Linked DNA regions of Homo sapiens: region 2 is linked to region 1. The links are chromatin loops, found by intact Hi-C in ENCODE. Cell type or tissue: GM12878. All regions are shown on one strand. Links, peaks and the distances in the headings refer to the core of each region. The heading gives the core; the rest is flanking DNA.

Region 1 (9,516 bases), core at 2,937-5,436:
CTAAAGTAGCCAAATTTTTAGGTTATTTGACAAACATTGTGGTTAAATTATTAATATGGGATAAAGATATTATTTAATAGTAATTTGCAAAAATCAATGCTTCTTTAGTGTCCTCGTTTTAGGGTTTATTTCCAAAATTTTTGAAGCAGCATTCCATTTCAGAAAATGACATGAAGATTCTCTGGAGGTCTAGGAATTATGTAGATGGAAAAGAAATCTGATGACACTATCTTGACCTTTTTAATACTAAGTAATACTAACATAATAATAACAACAGCTATTCCTTTATTCTAAGGGTTTTCATTTTAAAGGCTTACTGTTATTCATTTTCAATGCATAGCTCCTTATTAATTATCATTTTCTAGGGCTATGTGGATGACTTGAGTTCTATTAAATACCAAATGATTTCTCACGTACCTAAGTTTGGAATCTACCTCTTTTAGTAGGCAGAAATTACTCTCCATGAGAATAGTGTCCAGGCAGTCCCAAGGAATGTAATTGTCCTTCTTTCTTGCTGATGAATAACTGCTGATGCTTCTAGTCCCAGGTACAGCTAGGAAAGAAAATGATGATGTATAACTTCAATAGCTTTCCTGGAGCAGGGAGCAGGGGATAGATTAAGTGTCCTTCTACATTTGTATATGTGCAAGAAAAGTACCTCATATTGTTTCCAAGGAAATGTTTAATAGGTTTTTCCTGGCCTGGGATAGTCCATGTATGGTATATACTGTCTTTACGTCCCAAAATTTTCTGCTAAGCATTCTGATCTCTGTACTCCGTGAAGTCATTTTTGTGAAGAAGGCCTTAAATGAAATCAATGGCTGGGCAAAGACTGTGAGAATGTTTGAACCAGTTCTTTATGATTTTTTAAAATTTTATTTATTTATTTATTTATTTATTTAATTAATTTATTTATTTATCTGAGACAGGGTCTCACTCTGTCGCCCAGGCTACAGTGCAGTGGCATGGTCTCGGCTTACTACAACCTCCACCTCCTGGGTTCAAGCAATTCTCCCCCCTTATCCTCCCGAGTAGCTGGGATTACAGGCACCTGCCACCACGCCCAGCTAATTTTTGTCTTTTTTGGTAGAGATGGGGTTTCACCATGTTGGCCAGGCTGGTCTCAAACTCCTGACCTCAAGTGATCCCCCACCTCGAACTCCCAAAGTGTTGGGATTACAGGCATGAGCTACCGTGCCTGGCCTTGAACCAGTTCTGATGTAATGCCTCTTGCAGGAAAATCCCAGGAGTTTTTGGGATGCTTGTTTCTGGTTCCACTACAAAACATCACAGTCTTAGGTAGACTTAATACAAGTGGACATAATTATGCAGCCCTGTTCCACATCATTAGTGAGAGTAAATGCCTCTGCCAGGATTCTGCCAACACTGTTTCTAGCCAGACATCCATTAGTAAACATTGCAGTCTTAAAATACTGGTTGGCTTCTGTGCCTGGGCTGTCTGCATAATGGAAACTAGGTCTAGATTTTTTAAAGTATCAACACGGATAAGCAAAGAAATGCTGTTCTCTAAGGGATGTAGTTAGAAATTTGGGGAACCCAGAATTTTGGTAAAGGCTTTTAAAATTTCTTCTTTTTAAATTTAAAATGTCCTTAATGAAAACATGAAAGTATTTCTTGTCTTATGATGATGCCAAGCAAGGGGCTAACTGGCTCCCTAGCTCTAACTCCGTCTGGCTCAGTATTACCATTTTACTTTCTACATAGAGACCAGAATACATTAAAACACTGTTTCTCTTCAACCTTAGTATTTGATCTATCCAAGTGGGTATTTCTAACAAATTGAAAGTATTTAATTGAAATGCATGTTATAAATAATTGCAATAATTTACACATTCTTAAAAATAACAATCCTTTTAGTTAGTAGATGCTCAACAATTTCAAAAACACCCTGTGTTCTCTCTTTTGATCCTTGACAACCCTGTGAGGTGGAAAGTGTACATGATACGGGTGAGAAAACTGAAGCTTAGAGAGATCAAGAATTTGGCTAAGGTCACAAACAAATTAGACTGTTTTCAAGATCTGCCTAAGAGTTTGTGATAATATCTTCTTAGTATTCCTTGTCGAAGGAGGAGAAACTGCCAGTTAGGTGGGAGAGTTCCAAACTCTGTACCCTGCACACAAGTCCTGTGATCTCATCTGGCTATGAGCTCCCCAGGCTTGCTACAACACCCTGAGTGACATCTGCCTCTGTCACTTGTCTAGAAGGAAAGGTGTTTAACCTAAAATGATTTACTTTCCACATGTAAGTAGTAGAAATCAAAAAGTCTTATCAGAAAGCCAACGTGATAAGAACTTTCTGAGACTTTTTCACAAACCAGTAGTACTGACATGGTTACAAACCTCATTGCCTTTTTGAGTAAAGAATGACAAATAAATGAGAATGGTAAATTGCAGATATCATCTTAGAAGCAGTGACATTCTTGGTAGGTATTGATAAAGAATAAGACATTGAACTTGCTGAGTCTCCTTCCCAGGAAGAACTCTATGAACTTCCATATGGTCTTTTCTTTTACATTCATCACAACAGCCCCACTGAGAGTCTAGACAGAAATTATGATCCCCATTTTACCTATAGAAAAGCTGAGGGTCCAGAGATCAATCGACTATTCCAAGGTCACATGGTGTCATCAGAAGAGACTCACACCAGAGCTAATTTCTCTTCAATGATTTGATTATTACATGTAAGTGACTTGCTTGAGGTAATCAAAGGAAAATATTTGGAGAATGAGGACATTTATGACATGCTTATCAAATATGCAGGTGACTGAGGACTGAGTGCTATGCTAGTCTTAGCTCTGATTTGGATAAGTTACTTAACCCTTCTGGGCCTCAATATCCTTCTTGGGGAAATGAGACAGTTAGTTGAACTAGATTAGGTTTTTCCAACTTTCTTTTTCTTTTTAATTTCATCAAATTAAAATCTGATGAATTTAATTGATAAAAGCTGATCCCGCCTCCTGCTTGGCTCCCTCCACCGCCTACTAGACCCCTGGACACAATCTAAAACCACAGTATTAGGTCATCTGAAAGCTTCTTCCTGTTCCTAAATTCACTGTTTTTATGATTGAAAGCAACTAGCCTCCTAATCTGGTACCTGTTCATGTTCCCTGCAGCATCTTGTGGTATAAAAGAGCCCCCAGACATGATGTCAGAGGAGCTGGGAGTGAATCCTCACAACCAATTATCTATGCAACCTTAATCAAGTTGCTTCACCTCTCTAAGTCTCTGTTTCCTCATCTATAAAATGAAGATAGTAACCCTTCCCAGGTAAGAGTGCTTTGTAAACTGTAAGAGACTAAGTAAATGGACGGTGTCATTAGTATTATCTCCTGTGTACAATATCCTTCTCCATGGAGAGGCGGCTTTATCCTTAGAATGACTCAGAGTACCAGTATGGGTTGAGCTGCTCTTTGGCAAGCTTGCCTTGGTATCTATTGTATTTGGGCTTCATCTTCCCGTGAGCTGAAAGCCAAGTCAGTAGAGAGGATGTGAGCTACCAACACAGCAAATAATTAAACCAAGGAGATGCCATCATTAAGTCCAAAGGGAAAAATTATCCCCATATGGTGACCTTGATAATAATTGCCCAGCTCTATTTCCCCCTCCACACGAAGCCATATTCCAATAATAATTACTGTCATTTGAGTGCTTACTTCATGCTAAGTAGATACTGTTGTTTACATGAGTTGTCTCATTTAATCTTCATAAGAACCTTTTCAATGGCATTACTCCTAATCTGCAGTGAGAAATAATCTGAAAAATAGTGTATTTTTCCTATTTTGTAGCTTAGAAAGGCTAACTAATTTGCTCAGATAATCAGTAAGTGACAGAGCCTGGACTCTGAATTTAAACCTCTGAACTGATCACCTCTGCCTCTCCCAATTGGAAGAAATGATTTTCCACACTCACTACGAGGGCCAACAGCCTCATTCCTGTTTATCTTTGCCATGCTTTAGTCAGCCCCATCTCTCCATGTTAATTATTATTTTCATTTCTTTCTCTATTCAAAAAGACTCCACTCATCTTCATAAAACTCAGAGGTGGAAAGCACCTATTAGTCATTGATGTCCCTGCTAACCACAACCCCCCTACTTGTTCTCTGTAACATGGTTTCTGCTCAGGGAGCCTCAGGGAACGGAGCCCAATCTCTTCCTTTGCGGAGTTAGTCCCGTAACTAATTCATCTCTGTCAGGAAGATTTTCCTCTTAGGTTTATCCTCTTCTTTAGTTTTGTATTTTATCCAATTCTTTCTCTCTGTGGGCTGCACACTTCAGCTCTTCAGATCACATTGCCTAAGCCTGCCCAGGCTCTCAGCAGTGATTTTGCTGAGCTGCCTCTTTCCCTTTTTCCATGGTCAGAGTAGCTTTCTTATTAGCACCTGGAGGATGGTGTCTCCAGTGGACAGAGGTAGAGGTGAGCCGTGGGAGGATGTTGGGAAAGAAAGTGAGGAGGAAGAGGTGTGAGCAGGAGGTTTGAAACCTGCTTAGTCAGAAACTCTTGGATCCAATTTGGCTTGGACCTTTCTCTTAAGTTGCCCCTCTACTGGCAGCAGAGGCATTTGCTATCCAGCTAGGCATGATTCCATTAGGATGCTGTCCCAGGCCCTAAAATTGGTGTCAGGAATCACAGAAATAAATGGAGTGCACCAGTACAAAGGAAGACATTGTGGTACAGTGGAAAGCATGTCAGCTTTAGGATTTGAAAAATCTAGTTTAAATCATTGCTCCACTTTTTACATAACTGTATGGTTTGGCAGTCATTTAACCTCCTGAACTTCAGCTTACTCATTTGTAAAATGGAGAGATAATACCTAGCTTAGGAGTTTCCGTAAGGATTATGGAGAATGGCCTCACACATAGTAGGCACTCAATCAATGACAGCTATTATTTTTCAAAGCCCTAATTCTAAACCACTTCCTCATAACCATGTTTCTTATTTGGAGTCTCCGGGCAACTGGCCTTACCTCTTATTCTTCCATTTTCATTGTGCTACAAACCAGCCTATAGCATTCTCATGTTCTAGCTTCACCTGCAGCATCAACAGTTCCAGACAGTTCCCCACAGTTCCTCACTGCCTTGAAAGCAGAACTCAGGTATGAGCTTTTAAATCCAAATTAACATTAATTTTGTTTTTCAATTTTTACTTTGATGTGAACTTTACCACTGCCATGTTGACAGGGACATAGATACTAATCTATAGGATAAAGCCCATTTATTAATAGGCTGTAAATGAGTGTTGGCAATTTCTCACTTGTATCAAAGACCCATTCCATATGCATGGGTATCAGCAGTAGTATCTTAATATGCAAACAAAATCCAACTTGAACAAATTTTGTTACAATACTCTTTTCAAGTGAATGCATATAAGCATCAGCCAAAAGAACACTGCCTGTCTCTTGGATAACTGAAATCTACTCATTTAACAAATATTTATTGAGAGTCTACAATGTACAAAAGACTTTGAAGGTGCTGGGATACATGATAGGACATGAGGTTAGCAGTCTTGGGGTCACTAAAGCAAATCCCCTCTTTAATGTAGCTTACATTGTAGTGAGAAACACAGGATACACAAGTAGACACATAAAGAAAATAATTTGAGATAATTTCTTCAATGGAGAAAACTAAGCAAAGTGATATAATAGTGACTAGAGAGGCTATTTTATTTATATATTTGTTTTTACTTTAACTTAAAATATCAAAATAATAGATGCACACTGGCCAGGTGCAGTGGCTTATGCCTGTAATCGCAGCACTTTGGGAGTCCAAGGTGGGCAGATCACTTGTGGCCAGGAGTTTGAGATCAGCCTGGGTAACAAGGCAAAACCCCATTTCTACTAAAAACAAAACACAAAAATTAGCCAGGTGAGGTGGCACACGCCTGCAGTCCCAGCTACTTGGGAGGCTGAGGCATGTGAGTTGCTTGAGCTGGGAGGCAAAGGTTGTAGTAAGCCGAGATCATGCCACTGCACTCCGGCCTGGGTGACAAAGTGATATTGTCTAAAAAAAAAAAAAAAAAAGAAAGAAAAAATGGATGCACATAATTCTATTTTTTAAATCTTTACTAATCAAAAGAAAGCTGGAATAGATGCACATAATTTTTAAAAATTTATGTAATTCTAAAACGTTTAATAGGGAGAGGAGGGATAGAAAGGCTCCTCTGAGGAGATGATAACTAAGCTGAAACTTGGATTATGAGGACACAGCTATGAGAAGGCCTGGGGAAAACCACATCAGGTAGAAGGAACAGCAATCCAAAGGCTCTGAGTGCAAATGAGCATGGTGTGCAGGTTAATGAGATAGGAGAAAAAAGTACAATGTAGTTGAAATGAACTGAATAAAAGGGTGAAAGGTAAGAGGTGAGACCGTAGAGGTGGAGAAAGGCCAGATCATATGGGGTTTCACAGGGTATGGCACAACTGTTGGTTATGTTCTAATTACAGTGGGAGACTATGGATGGGGCTGGAGTAAGCAAAGGAGAGATATGGACTTATTTCTGTTTTTAACAGATGATTCTATCTGCTGGATAGAGGATGGAGTATGGAAGGGCAATAGTGAAAACAGGAATCCTTTGCAAAAGTCCAGGTAAATGATGATGGTGGCTTGGATGAGGATGATATCAGTGGTGATGGTAAAATTCAGGATTTATTTAGGAGGAATTAACCTCTAGGATTTGTTGATGAATTGGATTTTGGGAGCAAGGTAAACAGGAAACCAGAATGAGTCCTAAGTTTTGACTTGAACTCCTTGGGGTATGGTGGTGCTATTTACTGACATATGAAAGACTGAGTGTAGAACATGTTTTGGGGATTGGGTTTTGATTTGAAAATGTTAAGTGTGATAGACCTATGAGACAATCATAAGGGGATCTCTAAAAGCCAGCTTGCTTGGCTATTACAGGATACTCCCATTCCCAGTTCTCACACTGCATGTCCAGCTGGTTGGCCAGGTTAGGGATCTGCCAGAAAAAGAAGCAACATGCATGCTAGTCTAGATGCCTTTGTGATTAATTTGCAATTTTTTCCTGAGAGTTGATTTTTGGGCTCAGAGGAGCATGGTGGGCACTCCTCGGAGAGCTGTAGTATATTCTAAGATGTGTCTAGATACCTGCGGTTGATAAAGGAAGTAGTTTCCCAGAACAGAGTTATATTTGGCCAAGAAACACTTCCAGTGACATTTTCCACTTGGCACATAGATAGAAGATGGCATCATGTGAAAAAATAATACAATAACATGTTTCCTATACATAGACTCTTCCACTTCCAATTCCAGTTCCTAGATTTATAGATGTTAGATAGGGAGTGTCTAAAAAAAATTGGTTTAGCCCCTGATCTCAGGGACACAATGCCTAGAAGAATCATACTACTTTTTGTAATAGCGTTTTCTGCCTTGGAGAACTGGTCCTCTTCTTCAACATTCTTACTTTAAGGCTTCAGGTTCCTCAAAACCTATTTTCAGCTACAAAATTAAGTGTAAATGAAATAAATTAAATATAAGCAAAACTCGACTGGGCATGGTGGCTCATGCCTGAAATCCCAACACTTTGGGAGGCTGAGGCGGGAGGATTGTTTGAGCCCAGGAGTTCGAGAGTAGCCTGGGCAACATGGCGAAACCCAATCTCTACAAAAATTAAAAATTAAAAAATTAAAAAATAAATATAGAGAAACTCATTTTAAAAATTATGCTACATTTAGATTATTGTATTTATGTTAATATAACCAGTATATTTATACAACAAAACACCACCAAATTAGCACAACTTAGAAGAAAGTCTATCTGTAAAGGAGTTATTAAATATTTATTTTACAATTATGATTTAAAAACTTTAAATTCACATAATATTAAATATGAGGGCTTTGCTAGGAAATATTTTGTCTATTCAGGCTCACTGACCTATAGAAAACAATAAAAAATCCTGTCAGAAGTAAAATTTAAGTTGTTGGCCTTGAATTCTCTTTTAAGAAAGAGATATGCAAACTTATATGCTTTTAAAATTAAGAGCTGCAAGTATAAAATTATTTTCTACAAATATGAATATCTAAAATGCTGTATTTAAGTTCCATATTTGGTTGATTTCAAAGATGGTCATGAGAGTGGAGGTGAATAAAGAAGAGAAGAGGTAAAACAAAGTTGGAGGAAGGGAGGGATAGGGAGAGATTTGTTAAATGAAACAAAATCACAGCTAGATAGGAGGAACAAGTTCTAGTGTTCTACAGCACTGGAGGATGACTATAATTAACAATCATACATTACAGAGTTTCAAATAGCTAGAAGGAGGATGGTAAAAGTTCCTAACACAAAGAAATTATAAATGTTTGAGAGGATGGCCATGCTAATTACACTGATCTGATCGCTATACATTGTATGTACTGAAACATCACTATGTACCCCATGAATATGCACAATTATCATTTGTCTGTTAAAATTAATTAGTTATATATATATATTTTTTAACTTTTTTTTTTAATTTTTATTTTTTTTATTGATCATTCTTGGGTGTTTCTCGCAGAGGGGGATTTGGCAGGGTCATAGGACAATAGTGGAGGGAAGGTTGGCAGATAAACAAGTGAACAAAGGTCTCTGGTTTTCCTAGGCAGAGGACCCTGCGGCCTTCCGCAGTGTTTGTGTCCCTGGGTACTTGAGATTAGGGAGTGGTGATGATTCTTAACGAGCATGCTGCCTTCAAGCATCTGTTTAACAAAGCACATCTTGCACCTCCCTTAATCCATTTAACCCTGAGTGGACACAGCACATGTTTCAGAGAGCACAGGGTTGGGGGTAAGGTCACCGATCAACAGGATCCCAAGGCAGAAGAATTTATCTTAGTACAGAACAAAATGAAAAGTCTCCCATGTCTACTTTTTTCTACACAGACACGGCAACCATCCGATTTCTCAATCTTTTCCCCACCTTTCCCCCCTTTCTATTCCACAAAACCGCCATTGTCATCCCGGCCCGTTCTCAATGAGCTGTTGGGTACACCTCCCAGACGAGGTGGTGGCTGGGCAGAGGGGCTCCTCACTTCCCAGTAGGGGTGGCCGGGCAGAGGCGCCCCTCACCTCCCGGACGGGGCGGCTGGCCGGGCGGGGGGCTGACCCCCCCACCTCCCTCCCGGACGGGGCGGCTGGCTGGGCAGAGGGGCTCCTCACTTCCCAGTAGGGGCGGCTGGGCAGAGGCGCCCCTCACCTCCCGGACAGGGCGGCTGGCCGGGCTGGGGGCTGACCCCCCCACCTCCCTCCCGGACGGGGCGGCTGGCCGGGCGGGGGGCTGACCCCCCCACCTCCCTCCCGGACGGGGCGGCTGGCTGGGCAGAGGGGCTCCTCACTTCCCAGTAGGGGCGGCCGGGCAGAGGTGCCCCTCACCTCCCGGACGGGGCGGCTGGCCGGGCGGGGGGCTGACCCCCCACCTCCCTCCCGGACGGGTCGGCTGGCCGGGCGGGGGGCTGAGCCCCCCACCTCCCTCCCGGACGGGGTGGCTGGCCCGGCAGAGGGGCTCCTCA
Region 2 (9,516 bases), core at 4,656-7,155, 77 kb before region 1:
ATATTTGGGAGGCTGAGGCAGAAGGATTGCTTGAGCCCAGGAGTTCAAGGTTACAGTAAGCTATGATCCCACCACTGCACTCTAGCCTAGGTAACAGAGAAAGACCCTGTCTGCCTTAAAAAAAAATTAATAAAATAAAATATGTTGGGCTAAGTCTTGAATTGTTGTTTCTATTTTTTAAACAAACTATTTTTTAGAGCAGTTTTAGGTTCACAGCAAAATTAAGTGGAAAGTCCAGAGAGTTCCTATGTATCCTCTGCCCCAACACACACATGGTCTCTCCCACAATCAACATTCTGCCTCAGAGTGGTACATTTATTACAATGAATGAACCTACATTGACACATTGTTACCACCCGAAGTCCATAGTTTATATTAGGCTTCACTCTTGGTGCTATATGTATATGGATGGGTTATGACAAATGTATAATGACAAGTATCCACCACTATATCATACAAAGTAGTTTCACTGTTCTAAAGATTCTCTGTGTTCTGCCTATTCATCCCTCCATTCCTGCTAACCCCTGGCAACCAGTGATCTTTTTTACTGTCTCTGTAGTTTTGTCTTTTCCAGAATGTCATATAGCTGGAATCATAAAGTATGGAGCCATTTCCAGTTGTCTTCTTTCACTTAGTATAATTATATGGATTTAAGTTTCCTTTATGTCTTTTCATGGAGAATAGAGAGAATGCCACTCTTTTCATGCTTGATAGCTCATTTCTTTTTAGTGCTAAAAAACATTCCATCCTCTGAATGTACCATGGTTTATTTACCAGTTCACCTACTGAAGAACACCTTGGTTACTTCCTAGTTTTGTCAATTATGAATAACGCTGCTATAAACATTTGTGTGCAGGTTTTTGTGTAGACATGAGTTTTCAACTTATTTGATTAAATACCATGAAGCATAATTGCTGGATCATATAGTAAAAACATGTTTGGTTTTGTGAGAAACTGCCAAGCTATCTTCCAAGGTGGCTTTGCCATTTTGCATTTCCACCAGCAATGAATGAGCTTTCTTGTTTCTGCATATCCTCACCAGCATTTGGTACTATCAGTGTCTTGGATTTTTGCCATTCTAATAGGTGGTAGTAGCTCACTGTTTTTTAAATTTGCAATACCCTGATGACATATAATGTTGAGCATCTTTTTATGTGCTTATTTATCATCAGTTTATCTTCTTTGGCAAGGTACTATTCTCTATTTTTTACCTAAGAAAAATAAATACATGCCAATTTTTGAAACAATATACTGGTTTACAAAGTAAAAAGTTGAAGTTCTCTCTCTCTCTCTCAATCCCACTACCCAAAAGTAATCACTGTTAACATTGTCTTCATTCAAGACATGTTTCTATGCATTAACATACCTACATATGTATATTTTTATGTACTCATTTGATTTTTCTTTTAATAGTATTTTATGAGTTACTTTTTAAATATATGTTAAAGGTATATTACTTTACTATATCCTGGAGACCTTTCAATGTCAGTAATGGGTGCAGAATATGCCAGAGGATGAATGTGCTATAAAGTAACTAATGAGTTCCTTATTGGACATCTATGTTGTTTTTTAAAATTTTTCTTTCTTTTTTTAACCTTTAGGCAATTCTGTAATGAACCACCTTCTGTATATATATACATATCTCTGTACAACAATGCCAGTATATCTGTGGCTGGATTCTTAGAAATGGAATTGCTGAGTCAAAGATTACATAATTTAACAACATGATAGGAATTGTCCTCAAACTGCCAAACTGTGCACAAAAAAGGCTGTTCAAGTTTACACTCCCATCAAGTGTTAGAGAGTAGTTCAGTATTCAGAGAAGCCATAGAAGTTTTAAATATGTGCTTCAGGAGCTACTGGGGAAAACAAGGGAGTAAGAAAAAGGCTGGTAGTCCACACAGCAATCTCCTTTCCTCTTCAGTGAGAACACCTCTCCTTTGATCAACATTATTTATTCGGCTTAGTTTAAAATTCCTCTTGAGGAGAAGTTTCTGGGACTAAACATTTGAAAATATTTGAAATAAAAAAATTACCTGTTTTTAAGTGACAAAAATTATTAATTTATAAGTTACTTAGGAATGTTCTCAGGTGCAAGTAACAGATGACACAAACACAGCAGATTGAATCGGCGATGGTACAATTTTCTCATGTAACATAAATGCAGCAGCTGCATTTGTTGGGTGGCTCAGTGGCCTTTTGGGCTTTTCCTTCATGGTTGCAAGATGGCACTACTCCAACTCAAGCATCATGTTTGTATTCAAGACAGAAGGAAAGGGAGACGGTTTGTATCAGTCACTCTGACCCTTTTATCAGAATTGCATAAGTGCTCTTAGAAGCAGTCTGCTTCTCCCTAAGATCTTTGCTCAGATGTTATTGGGCAGAGCTTTTTTGTGTGTGTAGTGTCTAATGGTTGCAAGGGAGGTTGGGAAAAATGATTCTTTTTTTTCTGGCTTTTATAGTGGAAGCAGGCAAAAGATTAGTTGGGTGTAGTTGTTGGGTTAGCCGGTCATCATGCTCTGCCCCTAAGTGCTCAGAATACTGAAGACTAAAGATGCAATGACAAACAAGATAGTCCTTATTGTTTTTGTTTGTTTGTTTGTTTTTTGTTTTTAGATACAGCTATAATTTTATTACAAAACTGTTCTTTTGGCATTAGTTAGTTACAGTGATAGCAAGATAATGTGAGTGTGCAGACTGGCTCTGATGGAACCACTGTATTCCCTGCTTACTGAACCAAACTTCAGCTACCTCATATCCATTACATACAAGTGACCTGCAGTTATTACTGCTACAAATCTTGACGCGTGTACCGCTGAGGGAGGAGCTGATGCTAAGGGATTTGATTACATGTTGATAAGACTACAAAAGTTCGTTTATGGGACTTTTTCTTCCTCTTCCCATGCAATGACTTTGCTTTAGAACAATCACATGGCTTAGAGCTAGTCTGAGTAGCAGCAGCACCCAAGGAGCGTCAGTTCTTGTTAAAAAGCAATACCTGTGTGATGCATTTTTACGCCACAGGCAAAGGGAAGGATCACCCTCATTTTAAACTCCTGCAGAGTCCCTTAATAAAATATCAAAGCATTCCATCAAGTTCTTCTGGGTGGTGTTATTGCTGTACATTTGTTGGTGAGTCATTTTCTGTGCTGTGTTTGCTTTGAAAGGATCTTCCAATTTATCTCCAATATTCCTTTCTTATCATGTCCTTTTCTTTAGCTAGGATTTCACATAACCCTAATGCATTATTAAGAATGTCTTCCTTATTGACACACTGGTTTTCTAGCATGTCTTCATAGATACCCACAAGAAAGGCAATTAGGTAGGGGGAACTATGACTTGGTTGTAAATCAAGTAATTGATTTAACAGATTAGGATATTTGGAAAGACCACGATCCTGCAAAATTCCTTTCAAATAGTTCCATGAACTATTATGTGGTACTAGTTGAATCATTTCCAGAGTGTATTGGACTTCTCTCTCCAATACAGCACAATCATTGTAGCCAGTGGTGTTGGAAATAACAAAATATCTTCGGTTCCAGACAGAGTTATTTCTCACATCCTCTTTGAGAAGTTGGTCCACATACTGCAGCTCATTATCCCAAAGTTTAAATTCCTGAATAACCCATTGTCGATGCTGCCAGGCATGATAATTCTTTGCATCCTGATTAAGAATATTATCAATAAATTCAGGCTCCTGAGATGGATCTCTTAGCCATTCCACTATTACTCGCCTATTGTGACAAACTAGATAGTTTTTGGGCTGCCCCTCAATTATTTCAGTGATGTAGTTCATTTCCTCATGTAGATCCTTCTGAAGTGACTTTAAGAGAACTCTCCGGAAATGTCACACTGTATAATTGGCTGCATTTAACTCAACAGCATCCCGGGTTAGCTTAAAACCTCGTTCGCTTCTTTCTTCATGCTGCAGGACAGCTCGGAAGTAATCAAACATCTCTAAATTTGTCACTATAAATGATCTGGACCACGGGATTGGGGCCATCATTCTGCGGCACTGGATCTGTATCAGCCCATTCTGTTCTGTCCCTGTACGGGACATAGGAGGGCGAATCCAGGCTCAGAAACCCGTCGTCCATGGGGGACGCCACGGCTTCCCCAGCCTCTGCTGCCATCTCTTCCTCGTGCTGCTCCTGGGGCAGCGGTGGGTGCGGCTGGGGCGGGGGCTGCTCCAGCTGCCGGGGCTCACCGCCTTGCGCAGCCTCCCCGACCCCCTCGGTGGCCGCCATCTCAAGATGGTCCTTATTCTTAAGGTGTTAACAAACAGAAGTGCAAACAAACCAGTTTTATTGCATATTGGTGCAATAAAAACATTATATGTCCCAATTAAAAATATGAAGAGGAGATATTAGAGGCCCAAAGGAGAGAATGGTTAATTCTATCTCAAGTGGGGAGGGGTGGTAGGAGATCAAATAAGACTGTATCCAAAAAGTGACATTTAAACAGAGTCTTGGAAAATAAGTAGATGCTCAGCGGGTGAAATATATTCTAGGTAAAGGAATGGAGGTTCTGAGGCACAAATCCATGTGATGCATTCCAGGAGCTGCAAGCAGTTCATTATGACTGAGGAGGAGGTTTGGAGCTAGATGATGACCCAGGAGACCTAATGAGAGATGAAGCTGGAAATTGATGCTGGGACCAAGTCACACAGAGGGCCTCCTGTGTTTCACAACAAGGACTCAGGAAACCCTCGTGATCTGGACAGTATCATTGAGATTGTATCACCTAAGCTGTCCAGTGCAACCATGAAGTGGAAAGCATGTGAAAAAAAGTGTAAAGTACCTGAAACCTTTATTGGATTGCCCTTTCACCTGGGTGCAGCTACATTTTAACACCCGAGTAGCCTGCACACTTGCTAGCCCTATTGGGTAAATACTATTGAGTCCTTAATAAACTACTGAGTTGTATTTGCCACCAACTCCTAGGGAAAGTTACTGCGCTTCTCTGGGCCTCAATTTCAACATCTATAAAATAAAAATTTACCTTCGTAGTATAGAATTTTACTTTTGTTTTCCCCCAAATGTTTTCAGATGCATGATTCAGGAACATTAGTCTGGTATAATTAAAGGGAAAACATCAAGAAAGGCTTTTGAGTCAGAAAGACCTGGGTATGAATCCTGGCTCTCCATGTGTTAACAGAGTTACTATGTGACAACTGCTTGAACTGTGGTTTTCTCATATACAAAATAGGGATAATGCACCTATCAGTGCCTGAAGCATAGCTATTACCCAATAAGTAGCACCGTTTTTATATTGTTTTTAAAATTTACATCTACCCTATAAGGTAGGTGAAATAGGTCTAATGTTACCCTAAAGTTGAAGATCCAGAGGCTTGCAGGTATTAGTAATTTGACAAAAGAGCAGCCAGCTAGATAAGTGGTAGAACAGGGCACAAATCCAAATTCTTATTCTTTTCATAAACGGTGCAGCTTCTTTCCTCCAAGCAGTAGGATGGGATTCAGATCTCTGTGATGCCTGTCAAGCGAATGATTTTACAAACAAATTAGATAGCCCCACACCTGCCTTAAATCTGAGCTCAGGGAACAGAAAGGCCTGGGTTATCTCATGCTTTATAATCATTTCTGGATGTGTGACTGGGATACTCTAGCCGTGTCTAGCTTTAGCATGACTATAACCTGCCAGGAGAGGGAGCTCATACTGACTCCATGCTAAGGTTACAGATACCCTGGAGACTTCAAGGGCTGCAGCACAGCGGGGGACAGGAAGGGTGGGGTTTTCCTTGTTACGGGTAACGACTACGCAGCTTTCTGGGAATGCATATTTTGGGAAAAACATTGACATTATTTTTTTAAAAAAAAAGGTGAGATTATGACACAGAAAGAAATGACCTTTACCAGGAGGAAGTAGAAAGAAAAAAAAGAGGAAGTGACTAGAGCAAAGCAAGACAAAAGGAAATTTGGCTCAACAGGGTAGGTTTTGTTAATGCTGCACTTTTATTTAAATAGAAGGTAGACAAATGAAATATTTTTAGACTTGTACTGCAGGAACATAAGAATGGAATGAATGTTTTAAAAAATATTCTGAGAACAGAATTAGCATGTGTCCTCTTAATAATTATTTCCCTATTTTGCTTCAATAAGTATTAACTTGCCATATGTCCAAACCCTGTGCTAGGCACTAAAGATATGGAAATGAACAATTGAGCTCTTGATCTCAAAGAATGGTCAGTACAGCAGAACAGACTTACACATGAGCAGTAAATTACAGGAAAGCCTGCCACCTTCTATGCTCTGGTTGCTAGTAGAGGACAGAGGAGAAAGCTCTTATATCACCATGGGGGAAGGTCAAAGAATATTTACGATAATTACAGATAATTTTTTTGTGGGCACTTACCACCTGGCAGGCAGTCTGCCAAGTGCTTTATGTGGATTATGTCATTTGAGCCTCATAATAATGCAGGTGTTATTCTGTGATTTTCATTCTTTAGATGTGAAAATAGAGAAGAAACTTTTCCAAGATCATAAGTGGTGGAGAGAAGTTTTCCAAGGAGAAAACCTGGGCTAAGTATTAAAAACAACAACAATAAAATCAGACAGAACTGAAAGAGAAGAAGAATGGTGAAAAGGGGAAATGGGGGAGAATATTCTGTGCAGAAATAACAGTATGAAAGAGGCTGGTCAGCAAGTGACAGCAGATTGCAGTGGAAAAATCACAAGTTGTTCAATGTTACTGGAGTGTTCAATGCATGTGGGGGGATAGAAAGAATTGAAATTAGAATGATAGGCATGGGTCAGATCACAATGGGCTAGCCATGTCCTGGAAAAGAGTTTGAACTTTATTCTGAAACCACTGAAGCATGAAATAAGGACAACAAAATAATAAGAATAAGAATATTGTTATTGTGTAGGCTGAATAATGGTCCCCCAAAGATGGTTTCACATCCTGATATGGTTTGGGTGTTTGGTGCCTCCCAAAAACAGAGCCCCATACTGAGTTTAATGCCCTGCTGTTGCTCTCTTGAAATTTTTAATAATTACTTTACAAGGGGCCATCCTGCATTTTCATTTTGCACTGGGCCTCACAAATTATGTAGCCAGTATTGCCTAATTCTAACATTAATCCTGAAAAACAAAAAAGTTATACTCACTTTATAAACCAAGAGACTGCAAATCTCAGAGAAGGAGTATAATCCATTAATAAATGCCTTGAATCAGGTAAATTCTGCTACTTGCCAGTCAGGGCCCCTAGGACAAGCTTACTAATTCCTTCCAAGCCTCACTTTCTTCTTTTGCACAGTAATTACAATATCTGCCCTGCAGAGTGGTCATGAATATAACATATGTAAAGTACTGACACAGTGCTAGCAGATCAGAGGGACTCAGATGGTAGTTGCTGTTGCTCAAAGTCCAAGACTTAGTAAGAGATGAAGAAGGATTTCACGCCTATAGTTTTCTTTTTTTTTTTCTCTCAGACTTGTATTTTGGAAGAGAATGCACAATGTGGGTTGGTGAAATGTAAGACCAGAGGCAAGAAGACCAGTTCAGAAACTGTGGCAATGTCATAGACAATTTCTGGAAAGACTGTCCATCTCATGCCGTCTCTTTTTTCTTTGATATTTGCCTCTAATACATAGAAGTCATCCTCCAGAGCTGTGTCCCCATCACATGACTCAAACTTCCTAAACTTCTTAATCTTTGTTGGTCCCCAGATTTCCCTAGAAATTTGGAACTTTGATCCAAGAGATGCAGAGGCTAAGCATTGTTGGAACCAAGTCTATTCGTAGGAGACTCTCCAGAGAAGGCCCAGAGCAACCTGCTTGCTGCTGAGGTCCCCGGAGCCACTCTGAAGCCTGCCTCTCCACAATGATTTCTCAGTTTCTCCTTTCATTCCACACAAGTATACATCCAATAAATCTTCTTCCATTCCCTTCTGAAGCAACGAGTTGCAACCAATAGAACCCTAATACATGTAACAATGCTAGAGTTATTGGGAGAAATGGTTGAAACATTAATCAAATTCGTGTAATAGGTTTAGGGAGAAGAAGGTGCACATTTAGGAATATGTAGGTGCAGAAGAAAGAGTTTGGAGTGCCTTCCACATTTCTGGCTTCAGTGACTGGGTTGATGTTGCTACAGTCATACAGGTAGGGCATATGGGGAAAAAAAGGAGTGATCGGAGGGGAAGATACTGGACTCAAGGTGCCTAGAGGACATTCAAATGGAGATATACAGTTGGAAACTAGATATGTGCTTCTGGAATTCAAGAGCGTAGTCTAGGCTGGCAATACATATTTGGGAATTTTCAGCATTTAAATTGTCATTACCGCCATGGGGGTGAATGAGATTGCCCAGAGTATTAAGTTAAAAAAGAAGGATCCAATAATGAAATCCTATATTTAATACCGATGTATAAGAAGCAGGTAGAAGGAAAGAAATGCTGAAAGGAGGCTTAGAAGGAATGGCCAGGGAGGGAGAAGCAGAACCAGGAGAAGTGCCAAATGAAAGGAGAACGTGGAAAAGGATATGATGTCTAAATCAGTTCAGCATCATTACCAGTGTCCTCTTCATCTACAGCTGAGGCTGCAGTCACGCTATCAAACATACCTCCTGAGCCTGCTCCCAGACCCAGGGAATTTTTTTTTTTTTAAAGACAGAGTCTCACTCTGTCGCCCAGGCTGGAGTGCAGTGGTGCGATCTTAGCTCACTGCAGCCTTCGCCTCCTGGGTTCAAGCTATTCTTGTGCCTCAGCCTCCTAAGTAGCTGAGATTATAGGTGCCTGACACCACGCCCAGGCTAATTTTTGTATTTTTAGTAGAGATGAGGTTTCACCATCTCGAACCTGACCTGAGATCATCCTGACCTCGGGTGATCTCCCCTCCTTGGCTTCCCAAAGTATTGGGACTACAGGCGTGAGCCACTACGCCCTGCCCAAACCCAGGGAATTTCTTTAAGCTCCATCTTCTGCCTTTTGCTATGGCCCTAGATTCTCCTGCACTGCTTGGCTTTTTTGGATGGATGGCTTAGAGTAACAGCTGATGGCTGTTAAAATATTGTGAGTTCACCAACAATGAAAGAAATACAAATCGAAACAGCCTAAGATTGTTAAGATTCAGGCCAGGTGTGGTGGCTCACACATGTAATCCCAGCACTTTGGGAGGCCGAGGCAGGCAGATCACCTGAGACCAGGAGTTTGAGACCAACCTGGCCAACATGCTGAAACCTCATTTCTACTAAAAAATACAAAAATTAGCTGGATGTGGTTGTGCATGCCTGTAATTCCCAGCTACTGGGGAGGTTGAGGCAGGATAATCACTTGAACCCAGGAGGAAGTGGTTGCAGTGAGCCAAGATCGTGCCACTGCACTTGAGCCTGGGCAACAGAGTGAGATTCTGTCTCAAAATAAAAATAAAAAATAAGATTCTATCATGTACCTATACCTGATATGGTTTGGCTCAGTCACCACCCAAATCTCATCTTGAATTGTAATAATCCCCATGTGTCAAGGGCCGGGCCAGATGGAGATAACTGAATCATGGGG

What was found. Hi-C counts contacts between places; a loop is a spot of excess contacts. Peaks named below come from ENCODE experiments on the same cell type or tissue, not always from the same donor. Only the 100,000 strongest peaks of a DNase experiment are listed, where the experiment ranks them.
Region 2: a loop joins it to region 1, with 5 times the contacts of the local background. A loop is called at or near these places in 7 of 110 quality-filtered maps.

What each region holds. Positions count from the first base shown.
Region 1 is chr11:86,111,105-86,120,620 of GRCh38, reverse strand. No RefSeq gene overlaps it. Among named protein-coding and RNA genes, the nearest start is that of PICALM, 47 kb to the right of the region's middle. RefSeq lists an enhancer at 3,862-4,331. In GM12878, for the core only: no CTCF peak of the experiment used is centred there; a DNase peak (open chromatin) is centred at 4,130; H3K4me3 peaks cover 291 bases; H3K27ac peaks cover 1,811 bases.
Region 2 is chr11:86,189,865-86,199,380 of GRCh38, reverse strand. It overlaps LINC02695 (long intergenic non-protein coding RNA 2695), which reads left to right and starts at 5,883. Exons shown (of 2, transcript XR_001748524.2): 1 at 5,883-5,948; 2 at 6,467-7,913. It also overlaps the pseudogene FNTAP1. In GM12878, for the core only: a CTCF peak has its summit at 5,670 (motif pointing right); a DNase peak (open chromatin) is centred at 5,770; H3K4me3 peaks cover 1,147 bases; H3K27ac peaks cover 1,228 bases.